Regions from separate parts of the Mus musculus genome. Here region 2 is linked to region 1. The links are chromatin loops, found by intact Hi-C in ENCODE. Cell type or tissue: heart. All regions are shown on one strand. Links, peaks and the distances in the headings refer to the core of each region. The heading gives the core; the rest is flanking DNA.

Region 1 (7,456 bases), core at 792-5,791:
ACTCTTCCTGTTCACAAATGCCCTTTTCCATTCCTTCTTCCATGACTAATAACTCATGATTCCCTAATGGCTTTAGCTCCTGGAATAAACAAATGGGAATCTCAGGTCTAGCGTAGGCATAGGGTTCCCTGGCAAGGTTCACATGGAGGACTGAATGGATAACCCTGGTCACAAAAGTAACATATGTATCAGGCTTCTCTTGGTTTTGCAACACCAGTGAATTTGGATACAAATTAATCCAAAAGTGAGGCGATCTATATCAGGTCAGCATGCATGATCCTTGATGTAGCCAGCAGAACGGGAGTGGGGACTCATCTATGACTCGGACATGATTACCATCGTGTAGTTTTTGCATGTCCCCCAGGGCGTCAACAACAGGTCACAGCTGGGCCTGGCATATAAGGAACGACCAATCTGGGAACTTCATTTTCTACATTGATTTGTTATGCACAGGCCAACAACCCTTCTATGATCTTCGTCTCTCTACCTGTGCAATGGATATCACATCAGTTGACTTTTCAAGTTTTACAATAGCCAAGGCACCACTCATTAGCATATTTCATTATTACGAGAACTTTCTATGGAAATAACGATAAAGATATTCTGGCTACATCTGTTGGTTAGTCTCTGCTTTTCTGCCATCATCTTTGTTGGGATGGTTCCCTGATCAATTCTTATCAAACCCTACAAGGTAAGGGCTATAGCTGCCCATTTCAGGGGGAAATTAAATGTGCTGAAGGTTTAGAATGGGGATGGTGGGGAGGGCATAGCTGGAAGAGCACTTGCCACACAGCACGAAGACCTGAGCTTGGATTTGCCCATATGAAAGTAGCCAGCTGTGCCTGTGACTTCATCATGGGGAGGTAGAGACAAGAGATCCCTTGGGGGCTTGCTCATCAAAGAGTCTGGCTGAGTTGGTGCAGTGAGAGACCCTGTCTCATAATAATAAGAAAGGTGGGGAGTGACTGGAGAAGATTCTTGGTGGTGTCCTCTAGCCTCTAAATATCTACATGCACACCCACACACATGAACCTGTATGCACTAACATGCATATCTGCATATCACACACACTCCACACACACATACCCACAGAAAGATTCAAAATGAATTTTTCAAGGTACTACAGAAAATGGTAGGTTCCGGAGAATGTATTAAGGCCAGTATCAATTTAACTCAAAGGCATGTATCTTCAGTGCTACATATCAAATCCAAGACTTGGCAAATGTTAGGTAGGTGCATCATTTCTGGGCCTCAATTGTGTGTATGCGTATATGTTTATATGTATGTCTGTCTGTATGTGTGCATGTGTGTGTGTGTTCATGTGTGTGTTTGTATGTGTGTGTGTGTTTGTATGTGTGTTTGTATGTGCTTGCATGTGCATGTGTGTTTGTATGTGCTTGTATGTGCATGTGTGGTTGTATGTACATGTGTTTATATGTGTGTGTGTTTGTATGTGCATGTGTGTTTGTGTGTGTGTGTGTGTGCTCATGCACAGGCACTTACTTTAGCATGTGTGTGGGTGTCAGAGGACAGTCTGGATAATCCCAGGTGTGGTCCTCATCTTCTTCTCTGTTGTTGCAGGATTCCTCCCACCTCTTCCTTCTGTCTCCCCACAGTAACATTGGGATAACACACAAGCACTTCCACACTTGGCTTTTCATGGATTCTGGGGATTTGAACTTAAGTCCTCATGTTTGCATACCAAGCACCTTATCTTTTGAGCCATCTTCCCAGCCAAGTGACAGCTGCCTGACAGAAAAAACAAACAAACAAACAAACAACAACAACAACAACAAGCCCCCAAAGTTCCCCCCCCAAATCCAAGAGATGTCTGGGAAAGAGTACATGACACCCTGTCCCCTGCAGAAGAGAGTGGGAAAGCTTGGTCTCCTGCCTAAGCTCCTCAGTGCTTTCTGTGGGATCGCAAGAGTCAGGAGCACAGGGCTCCTGGGGGTGGGGAGGCAGTTGACTCTGGCTGCTTGCCTGCTGTGTACCCCACTTTCTCCTCCTGAGTAGGTTTTATGCAGCCTGAGCTCCCCGGGGAGCAAGGCACTTCTCCTTCGCTCCAGTCTTGAAGTTCCAGCTCTCTGTGGGGAATAGCACCATGCAATCAGTGTGCAGACCGAACCCGAGTGTCACCAAGCAAGTATTTCACATTTCATGTTAAATCATATCCTAACACAAGTGTGAAGAAGTGGGATCAAGTGAGAAATATACATTTAAAGGGCTGAGATGGCTTTGAATGAGGGTGAAATCCAGCCATGCTCTCCCGGTCCCTTCTCGGGGCGTCTGGGAACCCCATTCTGTGTGCTGAATGTCCAGAGATGCACGAGGATCGAGAGGTGTTGAGGTGAGATGGGGCGTGCTGTCGGGATGGAAAGTGCTAGACACAGTGGCTATCAGACTCTGTGGTTTAAGGAAAGAGATTTCTCTGATTATACATAAATACCCACAGCTGAAGGAGGGCGGGGCAAGGAGGGAGGGGTGAGAAGGGCGGGGCGAGGAGGGTGGGTAAAGAGGACAGGTGTGTGTGTGTGTGTGTGTGTGTGTGTGTGTGTGTGTGTCAAGGAGAGCAGAGAGCAGGGCAGGGAGAACAGGCATCTCTAGGACAGCCCAGCATACTTGCAGGATGACTCAGTGCTGGGCACGCAAGCCACTTTTCTTAGACACTTCCTTCATGGAATCTCCTGCTTGCCCGCAGCTTATGCAGCCTCATAGAGAGGCATGGAGTTCTGGAAGGTGCTCTCCCTGCTGGCTTGTATTCTGGTTTGCTTCTGATTAGAGTGGTGTGTGTCATGTAACTTGCTGTGCACAGCTCTTGTGGAGAGGCAGGACCCTAGTGTATGCCCGCCACCCCCTTGCTCTGTGAGTTGGAGTTCTCTGCAGGATCAGGAGGCAGGCCCTGGGTGCCAGGAGAGCTAGCTCAGAGTCAGGGTGGGGATACATGACACCTTGCCTGCGAGCCCAGCACCCTGGGGACAGAAGCAGGTGGCAGCTGAGGCCAGCCTTGCAAGAGGATCCACAGGGCCCTAGGGCTGTGCTAAGAGGAGAGAGCTTATTTTTAGTTGTTGGATCTTCCCTATTTATATTTCGTAAGTGTTGGCTTGTTTATCTAAGAGGCTGTAGAGCTTAAAAGCTTATATATATATATATATATATATATATATATATATATAATAAAAATTAAAAAATGTAATTTTGCAGCAAACACTGTAAGAATAACTTTGTGAAAATAAAATGATTTTCTTTCTCTTCTTTTTCTTCCTCCTCCTCTTCCCCCTCTTCCTCTTTCTCTTCTTCCTCCTACTTCTCCTCCTCTCTCTCCTTCTCCTCTTTCTCCTCTTCCTCCTCTTCCTCTTCTTTTTCCTTCTCTTTTTCTTTTTTTAAGAACAGGGTCTCATTTTTTTTTAATGTTCCAGGCTAGCCATGAACTCACTGTGCAGCTGAGGAAGATCTTGCTGTCCTCTTTCCTCCTTGAGGCCTGAGATTACCAGGGCATACCTCCATGCCTGGTTTATAGAGTGCCAGGGATAGAACACAGGGCATTCTACAGGCTAGGCAAGCACTCTATCCACTGAGCTATGCCCAGCCAATCATTTCAATCACTGTTTCTCTTTGGGGCTCTCTGTATGCTGTATGTGCCCAACTACTATACCATCCCAGTGGTACTGTCCTGATGGGTGGACAGTCGCCCGGACAACATCAGGGATGTCCTTTCTCGTCACTCATTCTGAGTCTTCATGGATGGGAGGGAACAGAAATTGCTGTATACTATAGGGGCCAATCAGGCAGCTACAAACACTTGGCACCTTCACAGGAATTTCACAGCATTCTGGAGTCTGGCAGGCTGAGGTCAAAGTGTTGGCAGGGTTGCTTTTAGTCCTTTGCTTGTAGATAGACTGTGTCCTCACGTGGCCTCTTTTCTGTGTGTCTGTGTTACAACCTTTTCTTATAACAGCTTTGGCCACATGTACAGGATTAGAGCCCACCCTGGGGGCCTCGTCTTAATTTTCTTCTAAAGGCCCTCTCTTTTTAAGGGCTCACATTCCAAGGTATCAGTGATTGGGACTTCCAACAAGAGCATGGGGCAGGCTAATAGGATAGGGGTGGAGACACAACTTAGCCTGTGACATCAGTAAAATGAAATGGCCCAACTGCCAAGGGGAAGAGAAGACAGTTGAAGACGCATGCTGCCTTGGTAGTGCAGGCTGCAAACCTGCTTAGTGGTACCCTCCCTGCCATGATGCTCCTGTTGGACCTAATTTTCATCCAAATCTTCTGTTTCCTTGACCTTTGACCCATTTCATCTTCACTAACCAACACTGGCCTCTTACAGGCTATCCTTTTTTTTCCTGTTTGGACCCCTGGAAAAGGAGGTGTGTGTGTGTGTGTGTATGTGTGTGTGTGTGTGTGTGTGTAGAGGCCAGACAACAATGTTGGGTCTAATTCCTCAGGTGCCATCCACTTTGTTTCTGAGATGAAATCTCTCACTGGTCTGGAACTCAGGGAGTCGGCTAGCCTGGCTGCCTACTAAGCCCCAGGTAGCCTCTTCTCTCTACCTCCCCAGGGTTGAGGTTATACACTGCCACTGTGCCTAGCTCTTTTGTGGGTTCTAGGGGTACTGAACTTGCTGCTGTATTAAGGCACATGGCTGAGCTGTCATGGTAGTCTGAAAAAATGATCTTGTTGGCAATGAAATTCCAGTTCAAGTTGTAATCCTTTCAGTTTAAGGCCTAAAGCAGACCATCCCTCCTTCACACCGATGCAGCCTTGGTGCCATCTGTGTCTTGGAAGGGGCTGGGGTTAAGAATATGGGCCTGGAGGGGGGACTGTAGGGCTCAAGTCTTGAGAGTACCAAGAGCTGCTCTGAGGACGAGCTTGGGAGATTTCAGTGTTTCTGTGAGAAGCCCCCTTCTCCCCTACAAACTTGTGCCATGCTGTAATCTCATTCTGCAGGCTGAATGAACTTAATTGTGACCCGAATGGAAACGAGGGTCCCATTTCCTCTCTGTGCTCCCCTACTTACTGAACGAAGCTGACATGCGGCATTTAAAAAGGATACGCTGGGCTGTGGTGTCTGGGATGGCGGTTGCTGGGATGGAAGAGGTGGCAAAGTGAAGAATGGACATTGCCAGTGAGAGGGAGCAACTGGGTGGGGGGCATAGCTAAAGAACGTGGGGAGACAGATGGCCTCTGACCCTTTCAGGCCTTTACTTGGGGCTTATATCTTCTCTTCATTTCTTGCCCCTTCAAGGAAAATGCTTTGCAAATCAGAAGGTCAAGACTCTTCCAGGTGGAGAACCCTTTGGAATGGGCAGAAGTCCACTTAGTCATTCTAATGCTCCCTGGTCCCAGCAAGCCTCCAGATGTTCCCAAATGTCCCATGCCCTCTGCGCCCAGACCACCTACCACGGGAATATGGAATGGTTTCACCTCTCTCCAGAGACAGAGGTGGCCTGATATAGAAGAGAGGTATCCAGTCAACTGTAACCTGGTTACTGTCTTCTGTTAAATGCAAGCATCTCATCAGGGGGCCCGGCACATTACCAGTTGAACAATTAACAGTTACTCTGTTTTCATACCCCTCTTTCAAGGTGTTTAGTCTTTCCCCTTTGGTTCACAAAGTGTACTGAAGACCTACTATGAGTCAGTACACGTGCTAGCTCTTGGACCCAAGGATTACCAAGTATTCTTTGAGACTTTGAGAGTGCATTGTTAGCCTGGGGGAATAGGCATTAAATAAGCAAGCAAACCAAACCAAATCTAAAAAACAAACCCAAATCAAAACAAAACAAACCCACAAAACCAAAAAATCAAAAACCAAACAGAAACAAAAACCCCACACCACCACCACCACCACCACCAACCCCCCCAAGTATGACAAACATTATAAGGACGGCAGGGATAGCAATCAAATGTCCAAGCAAATTGCAAGCTACAACCCCAGTGTACTCTGCAGAGAACAGGCGGGTGCCAGGTTGGCTAAGGGGTCAGGGGTTCTTTGCTTATCGGAGCTGCTCTTCTGCTGAAGTCTAACGTGGTCACTGACTTAACAGAAGCCCGTGGCTGAAGAGCTGAGCAGATTCCTCACGTGGTGAGGCAAGGCTATGTAAGGTGCTGAAAGTAGGCTTGGGTATCAGCGTATGGAGCTTGGATTTTGCTCTACAAGTAGCAAGCAACCTCATGAGATAGTTAGCAGTCATACACAGCAACACTGTGTAACAAACAGGAGGGAGAACAAAAAAATCTCAGGGCTTCCCAGGGACAGATGACTGTTTTTATCTCATGTCCCAGCTCCCTCTATGTCATCTGCAGTCACAGGCCTTAGGGCTTCACTGTGGGACTTAGCTGAGGGCATCCCTCAAATCTGGGACATGCCTTTCTCATATCAGAGGCCAAAGAGCCCCAGATGATCCTGATTGCTGTCTTTGATCACAGTCACGGAGCCAAGGCCCAGCCTCTGTGAGGGGACAGCAGGTCTCCATGAGCTTGAGTAAGCAAGGGACAAGGAGTCAGGATTAGGGCCAAGAGAAAGAGGCTTAAAGGAGAGCAGGCATTTCAGGCACCTGTGGGGAGTGCGGAGATGCACTGATGTGGGTGGAAGGGCCAGGAGTGAGCTCAGAGGCCTTCAGGCAGGTGATGATCCCTGGCTGAAGAGATAAAGGAGGAGGTGGAGAAAAGAGAGTCAGTATTTCAAAGGTGAAATAGAGAACTATCTCTGTCCACGTGGGCTAGGTCTGAGCACGCTCAGTTTGAGATTCCTTGGCCCCACCCATGTAGGGATGTCATATCTGGCCTCGTTCAGTTCTACATACCAGAAAACAGCTATATAGCCCAAATCTCAGCTTATTCCAAAATCTAAGTCCAGCAAGCCCTAGATATAACTTGATTACCACCACCACTAATATTTTTTCTCTACCTGTGCCCTCAACTTCCTTCAGAATGTGATCTAAGAGCTATCCTGAGAGTAACAGTGGGCATTAGCTCTGAGAGTTCGTTTCCCAACTCTTAGGGTACAGAGATATTGAAAGCCAACACTGTTCACGGGGAACACCTCTTCCCAAGTCTTCTCAGGTTAAGAGAAAACGAGAGAAAACGTCCTTGTCGCCTTCCACCCCGAGTCTATTGGTTCCCCAGACCAAGGCCCAACACAAACAGCTCTAGTTTGTTCTGAAACTGGCAAATATGGCCCAGGATGGGGAGCAGCTGTAATTGCAAAAAGCTCTTGGCCCACTGAGACAGGCTTTAATCCTTTTTTAGGCACACAGCATTCTTTGAGTATGGCTTTATTTTCTATAAATTATTATCATGCAAGGGCACTCAGTGTTTAGAATATAAAACAAGATGGACCCAGGCTTCCTGCTGTGTTCCCCACAGTGGTTCCAGGGTAAGGATAGTTTCTGCAAACACTCCGTGTGTTTGTAAAACACATTATGGCTAGAGTCTTGACTGCTCC
Region 2 (7,456 bases), core at 1,461-6,460, 190 kb before region 1:
TCAATATCTGCCTAGTGGTCACTTTAGAAACAAAGTTTCAAAGTTTATAAAGTGTGTGGTTGTTTTATGAAAAAAAAAAAAACCAAACCCTCAATATTATCCATAGAGAAATTATTAGAACTAACAAGAGAATTAAAGCAAGATGGTTGATTGTAAAATTAGGATATTTTTCTTTTAAAAAATGGCTATTTTAAAATTTTTTAGATTTATTGCATAATTCTCTCTTTTTTTTAAAAAAATATATCTTAAAATTTTTTATTCTGCATATGCTTGTGTGTGGTGTGTGTGCAGGGGGGCGGGGGGTGCATAGACAATGTTGCACATGGAGGTCAGAGGACAGTTTGCAGGAGTTGGTTTTCTCCTTCTACCAGCTGGGTTCCTGGGATAAAACTCAAGCCATAAGACTTGGTAGCAAACACATGTACCTGTTGAACCGTTTAAAATGATTTTATAGTCAGTTTGGGAAACAGGAGTCTGACATGAGAGATGTGTAACATTTCTCCAACAATAAATAAAAAGTGAAATCTACAGAGGAAAACTTTACAAATTAGACTGCACTAAGACAACAACCTTTACTTTCCAGGAGACACAATGGGAAAAGGGTGGCTAGACCCAGCATGGAAGCAGAGATCTGCTTCCTTTGAAAAGCTGGGAGCAGAAGAGCTGGCCCAGTGTGTAAGGTGATTGCTATGCGAGCATAAGACCTGGGTCTGGACCCCCAGCACCCCCATAAAAGCTGGAGATCATGACCAGAATTGAGAAGTCCGATACCAGGAGGCAGAGATAGGCAGGTCCTGGGGGATCAGACTATTAGCCAGTTAGTCTAGCACAAACAGCAAATGTCAGGTTCACTGGAAGCCAATTTCCAGAAAGTAAGGTGGAGAAGCTATTGAGCAAGGTATTCTAAGGTCAATCTATGGTCTACACATTCACACACACACACACACACACAGACATAGGAAAATAAAACAAGATGTGGATAACAAGAGCCTAGGAGCAGAGATTCAGCCACTTTAGAGCTGGATCAGGAAAACACAAGTTGAAGGGACCTACCTGAAGGTGATAGCTATTTTCTGGTTATCAACTTGACTACATCGAGAATTAACTAAGACCTAAATGCTGGACACACCTGTAAGGGGTTTTCTTCTCTTAATGAAACCATTTGAAGTGGGAAGACCTGCTTTTAATCCAAATTCTTCTGAGATAGGAAGAGGAAGCTTTTGAGGTGGGAAGATGCACCTTTAAGGTGGGCCACACCTTCCTCTGGCAGCTTATTCAGAGAATGTGGAAGAAGGAAGCTTGCCCTTTGCTTGCTTGCCCTCACTCAGGCTGGCAAGTCCATCCCTTCACTTGCATTAGAGCCTACTTCTTCGGCATTCTGATGAATATTGAAGACCAATTGAGACATCCAGCCTCATGGGCTGAACACTACTGGATTCTTGGAGCTTCCATTGATAGGGCTTACATAGATTGTTGGATTAGCTGGACCACAGTCAACAAAGAATTCTGATTTGTATAGTTTATTCTGTCAGTTCTGTTCCTCTAGAGAACCCTAACTAATCCACTGAATTACAAAGTGTGTTCACAGCCAACCTGAGACTGTGTCAAAACAATAAGTAAAAAGAGGGCTGGGGACATAGTTTGTAGGAAGCCATTCACCCAGAATGCACCCTATATTCAATCTCCAATGTCACAAACCAAGCAAATCAGTTGCCAAGGTATTTGTATCCTGCACATATAAAGAGTTATTACATATCAATAAGATGAAGACAAGTCACTCTTTTCAAAAAGAGGTGTTTCATGGAAACACAAACGGCCCCATAGGTGTGTGAAATCCTACAATGAATTCTCAGAACTTGCCAAATACTTTGTGCAGAGCAAGACCATCCCTCATACCCTGTTGGTTAGCTCAATCTTTTTGGAGGACAATTTTGCTTCGTGAATATGATGGCCTAGCAATTTCACTCTTAGATTTAAACTCTAGAGAAGACAGCCTGTTCCAAAAGGCACTCAGCAGAAATGCTCAGAGCAGCACTATAGCTCCCGGGAAAGAGCTAGAAGCTGATCAATGTCCACTGACAGAACAGTAAAAGACAGGTGGTGGAATACTATTTAGCAACGAGTATGAATAAATTATAGCCATGCCCAACAACATAAGGGAAACTCAGGATTGCAATCTGGGTGGCAGCAGCAGCAAGCAGAAAACATACACAGCATCTACGAAATGATGCATCAGCTAACACCACACATAGCAAGGCTGCTGTGTGAGACCTCCGTAGAGTCAAAGCCACAATAACCAGCGATGGTGGATACAGGATGATGTGAAGACTGGGAGTTAAAAGTAATGATTCACAAGCTTCACCATCTTCTTCCATGTGATGTGAGGATGCTGGTGCAGAAATAATGTGCTTCGGGCTCTTCTGTTGTTCTTTTGTCCATTTTTCTTCCCCTCCCTCTCCCCCACCACCTCTCTTTTAAGATAGGATCTTATGTAGGATCAGCCCAAAGGCTGGTCTCAAACATGCCACGTAGTGAAGGATTGTAGAGAGGCTCTCTTACAAGCATCACCTGCCAATAAATAAAGCTTACAGCCAATGAGCTGAGGCAGGAAATAGGAGGTGGAACATCCAGCAGGGATACAGAGAATTCTGGGATAGACGAACATGGGAGGTTTTTGGGGTTGCCAAGGAGATGGATGTAAGAAGATAAGGAGAGGGAACCAGCCATGTAGCTGAATCTAGCTTAGAATTAGAGGATAATAAGTTGAGAGTTAGTTGGAGAGTAAGCCAAAGCTTATGGCATACACATTTATCAGTAAACAATTATCGAGTCTTTATTTCTGGGAGTTAAGCGGTTGGGAAGAAAAACTCGATTTTACTTATACCTCTGGCTGACTGAAATTCACTCTGTGGACCACGATAGCCTCAGATTCATGGAGATCTCCTCCCTCTCTCTTCCTTGGCCCTGAACTTTTGCCTGCACCTCCCTGATTACAGGTGTGCCTTGCCATGTCTGGATCTTTATTATTCTTTATAACTTTGATAATTTAAAAAAGATATTATTTTCTGAGGCCAGGGAGATGGCTCAGTTAGTAAAGCCATGCCTGGAAAACCTAAGGATTCAAGTTGTGTATCCTCAGGACCCACGTGCAAAGGCTTGGTGTGGCATCCTGGGTTTTAATATCAGCCCTGGAGAGAGGGAGGCAGGAGGCAGGCAGACCCCTCAGCTCACAGGCCGGCCAGCCTAGCTCACACAGAGAGTTCCAGGACAGTGAGATACTTTGCCTCAAAACCAAAACTGAACACAGAAAAGGGAAGAATCACAAAGATCTGGGATGGCTCGGTCAGTTAAATGCTTCTTCTGGAAGTGTGAAGACCTGCATGAAGCCCACCACTGTAGGAAAAGCCCAGGTACCCAAGGCCTGGAATCTAGGGCTGGGCGGCCAAGCGGGCGGGGGTGGGGTGGGGTGGCTGTCGAGACAAAACAAGCAAACAGAAGTAACAGAAGTTTGTCAGACAAGCAAGCAAAAAGAAACAGAACAAAAAGAGGGCTACAACTGTTGTGTAGTCTAAAGTAGCAGTAGCTTCCTAAAGTAATAATCCAGGCACACTCCAATAGAAGTCAGGCACAAAGGCTAGGCTCATTTAGCATACAAATAGGCACTATAACAAACACTAACTTCAATTACAGTTAAATGTTATAAAATCTCACAAAACTCAATAATGTAACTTTATTTTTAATTAATTAATTAATTAAGAGTAAGAGTCAGGGTCTCGCTCTGTACTCCTCACTTTCCTAGAACTCATTATAAGTGCCAAACGGTGGGAGGCAGAGGCAGGCGGATTTCTAAGTTCGAGGCCAGCCTGGTCTACAGAGTGAGTTCCAGGACAGCCAGGACTACACAGAGAAACCCTGTCTCGAAAAAACAAACAAACAAACAAAAGACCAAACTGGTCTCGAACACACAGAGATCCACCTGCCTCTGCCTCTTCAGTGCCAGGATTAAAGACATGTACCACTGTGCCTGGCCTAATTTTTATTTTTTATTTTAATTAGAGTTAACAAGCCTCCCTGTAGTTCATGGTACTCCTTACACTTTTTAGGCACATGCTCTTTGAAACCACCACCCTTACTATGACCACGGCTTTAAAATAGAAGAACTAAGCTAGAAAGACAGGTCAGCCTTTTAAATAAACAGTTTTTTTCTAATATGGTTAAACTGTTTTATTTTTTTGGTGGTGGTGGTGGTGGGGGGAGATTGTTGTTGTTGTTGTTGTTGTTGTTGTATCAGCTATGTTTGAGAAAAGTTTATTTTAGCTTCTCAACTCATTACTGCTGATGGCGCTGAGTCCACAGATCGCTCCAGTCTTTTGAAGTCACCGTCACAGCAAGCCAGTCAGGCCAACTGCATTTTTTTTTTTTTTAAACCACACCCCGTGTTTCACTCAGACCTACCTTGCCAGGGCTGTTCTTGGCAGCGGGGTGTGCCAAGGGAGCTATGTAGCCAAGTCACATGGCTCTTGAGCTGGGAGTGGAGCCACAAATTGGCTGGACTCTCCTCCTGGGGATAACATTCATGTTCCACAGAGTCCGCAGAAAGCAGAGTGTCGCTGGGACACTGGGACCCAGTACCTAAAGCCCCTCTGAAGCTGTTGCTTCCTCCGGAGCCTGGGCTGATCCACGCGAGTTGGAAGATCCGATTCCAAATGATAGCTCTGAGATCAAAAGAGGATAAACAAGATCGTGAAAATAATCATTAGTGGGTCCGGCTGCATCCCACTGGTGAGGAAGGAACGGAGCGACTTCCTTGTGTTCCAGCCATGCTTATGGCTCCCCACACACATGTGCACACGCACCTGCACACATACAAAAGTGAGTGTAATTTAAAGATTAAAAAAAGGCAAATAGAAAACATAAACTAAGATGCTGGAAATAAATACAAAATTAGCAGTTGTAACAAATGCAAACGAGCCCATCTGCTTCAAAATAGAGATCACCTGAACTGCGATAGAGCCATTTCATGAACCTTCACATCTGCAGGAGAAAGAACTATGGGAAATAAAAGCCAGATAAATACTAAGCTGGTAAAGGTGGTGGCATATCAATTATGTTTAATATACTTTAGGCACCAACATTCAGCCTAAGAGGGTCATCATTAAATTAAAAAGAAAGAAAGAAAGAAAGAAAAAAGAGTGGCTGCATAATCTTGAGCACCTGAAATCAGTCTCTGAGAGCCATGAATAGAAGGAAAGAGCCAGTTCCCATAAGCCGTCCTCTGCCCTCTGTGCAGCGTTATTGCACGGACATCCCTACACATACACATACACACACACACACGCGCACACGCACATGCACACACACATGCACACATATGCACACACACACTAATGGTAATGTTAATAATAATTATTATAACAACCGCTAAGAAATTATAACAATCCTGAATTTGCATGTACCCAACATTGTCTCAAAAATAACAGAGGCAGGTAGACTCAAATAAATCATCCAGTCCCCGAAGTGCTGGGCATTTTACACATCACCCACGGCCTATTTTATATCATAATGCAGTGTGGCCAGAAATTCAAATACTAAAAAGATATTTTAGAAAGACTATCATTTTGGAAACTAACATTGGCACTTCACGGTGACAGGAGGGCTAGAGAAATGGCTCAGTGGGTAAAGAGCTTGCTGTGCAAGAGGGACGACCAGAGTTCAAATCCCTAGTACCCACATAAAAGCTGGGTGGGCATGGTGGCCATCTGCTATCCCAGCATGCTGAAGTTGAATCTGGAGATAGGAATCCCTGGAGTGAGTGGGCTAGCACAGGGCTAACTGAACCTGGAGCTTCAGGTTGAGCAAGAGACCTTGCCTCTATGCAGGGTAGAAAGTGATCAAGGAAGATTTCTGATTGCCATCAGCACTGGGTCTCACAAACACAGGCAATGGACCTACACAAGCCTGTGCACACATGCAAACATGCCTAGGTTTACACACACACACAAAAAGAAAAAAAAAGATTACCATAAGATTTTTTTTTGTTTTGTTTTTTGTTTGTTTTGTTTTGTTTTCTGAGACAGGGTTTCTCTGTATAGCCCTGGCTGTCCTGGAACTCACTTTGTAGACCAGGCTGGCCTCGAACTCAGAAATCCGCCTGCCTCTGCCTCCCAGGTGCTGGGATTAAAGGCGTGCGCCACCACCACCGGGCACCATTAAACACTTGAGTAGATGATTAAACAGGAGATGGGAGTCGACATTACAAAGCACTTTCACGAACGGCTTCTGCTATTGAAAACACCCTGCATCTTTTGTGTTAATAACTGTAGAGTCCCACGGCTGTTCTTATAATTCTATAAGTGTTTCATTGTGTCCAAGCACCACAATTTGTTCATTGAACTATCCATGAATGAACATGTTGGTTATGCGACAGAGACCATGCTGTCCCTTTATGTCCTTTCTCTTCAATTTTTAAAAATTATCTTATGTTTTGCACGTATGTACATCTGTGCACTACTTGCATGCCTGGTAAGAAGGCAGGAGACCCTTTGGGAACTGGAATCAGGAAACTGGATTTATTGTGGGTGCTGGGAATTGAACCTGGGTCTTCTGGAAGAGCTGCAAGTACTCTTAGTCACCGAGCCTATTATCATCTTTGAAAATGGGTCTGGAACCAAATTGTCCCTTAAAACATTCATGCTTGCCGCCAATAAGCAGAAAAGTTGGGAGTAGGCAGGAAGCAAATAGTCTGGCTAAGGAACTGGTATGATATTTTGTAGGATATTATACACCGTATGCCCAAGCATTATGTTACATTAAAATAACTTTGTTTGCATGTAAACATCTATTTTTGCAAGCCTCCATGACAGCTTGCAAAGAGGGAGACATTCCCCAGGTACTCCTCTCCTGCATGGATTGGGAGCTGGATTGGAGGCCTGATTGATGGGACTCAATGATTAATGCAGCAGGCGCCCTCCTTTCCCCTCCAACTCAGAAAGCGCTGTTTAAGCCCTCGGGATACATAAGTGCCTCATTTCTTAAGAAACTCTAGTGAGATACAGGGAAGGCAAGGCTTCACGAAGCAATTAGGAGGAGGGCAGTTTAATCCATCCTCCTCTGATTGAAAAGCAGCTTCAACCGAGGTACTGCCTGTGAAAATAAACTTTAATCTGCAAAAGAGTGTGCAGGAGAATTTGATCAAACAGGGAAAGAAGAGGGATAAATTAAAATAGCTATTAAGCACTCAGTTTCTGCCCTTCTGGTTTGTTTTCCTTTCTGCATATCGAGTCCAATAGCAGAAAATGCAGAAATCAGTGTATTTCAGATACTTTCTTAGTCTGCCTAAGCCATGCTCGACAGTGTGACTATTTCCACTTTTCTCAGTGTATAACCGACGTGAAATGAGGTGAAGTCCTTCTGGTCTATGTTCTTCTCTTTAGAATTAGGGGAGTCTTTTAGAACT

Evidence for each region. Peaks named below come from ENCODE experiments on the same cell type or tissue, not always from the same donor. Only the 100,000 strongest peaks of a DNase experiment are listed, where the experiment ranks them.
Region 2: a loop joins it to region 1, with 2.8 times the contacts of the local background. A loop is called at or near these places in 7 of 42 quality-filtered maps.

Annotation. Positions count from the first base shown.
Region 1 is chr17:4,780,858-4,788,313 of GRCm38, reverse strand. No RefSeq gene overlaps it. Among named protein-coding and RNA genes, the nearest start is that of Gm34371, 10 kb to the left of the region's middle. In heart, for the core only: no CTCF peak of the experiment used is centred there; DNase peaks (open chromatin) are centred at 2,893 and 3,813.
Region 2 is chr17:4,971,990-4,979,445 of GRCm38, reverse strand. No RefSeq gene overlaps it. Among named protein-coding and RNA genes, the nearest start is that of Gm41517, 7.6 kb to the right of the region's middle. In heart, for the core only: no CTCF peak of the experiment used is centred there; a DNase peak (open chromatin) is centred at 4,485.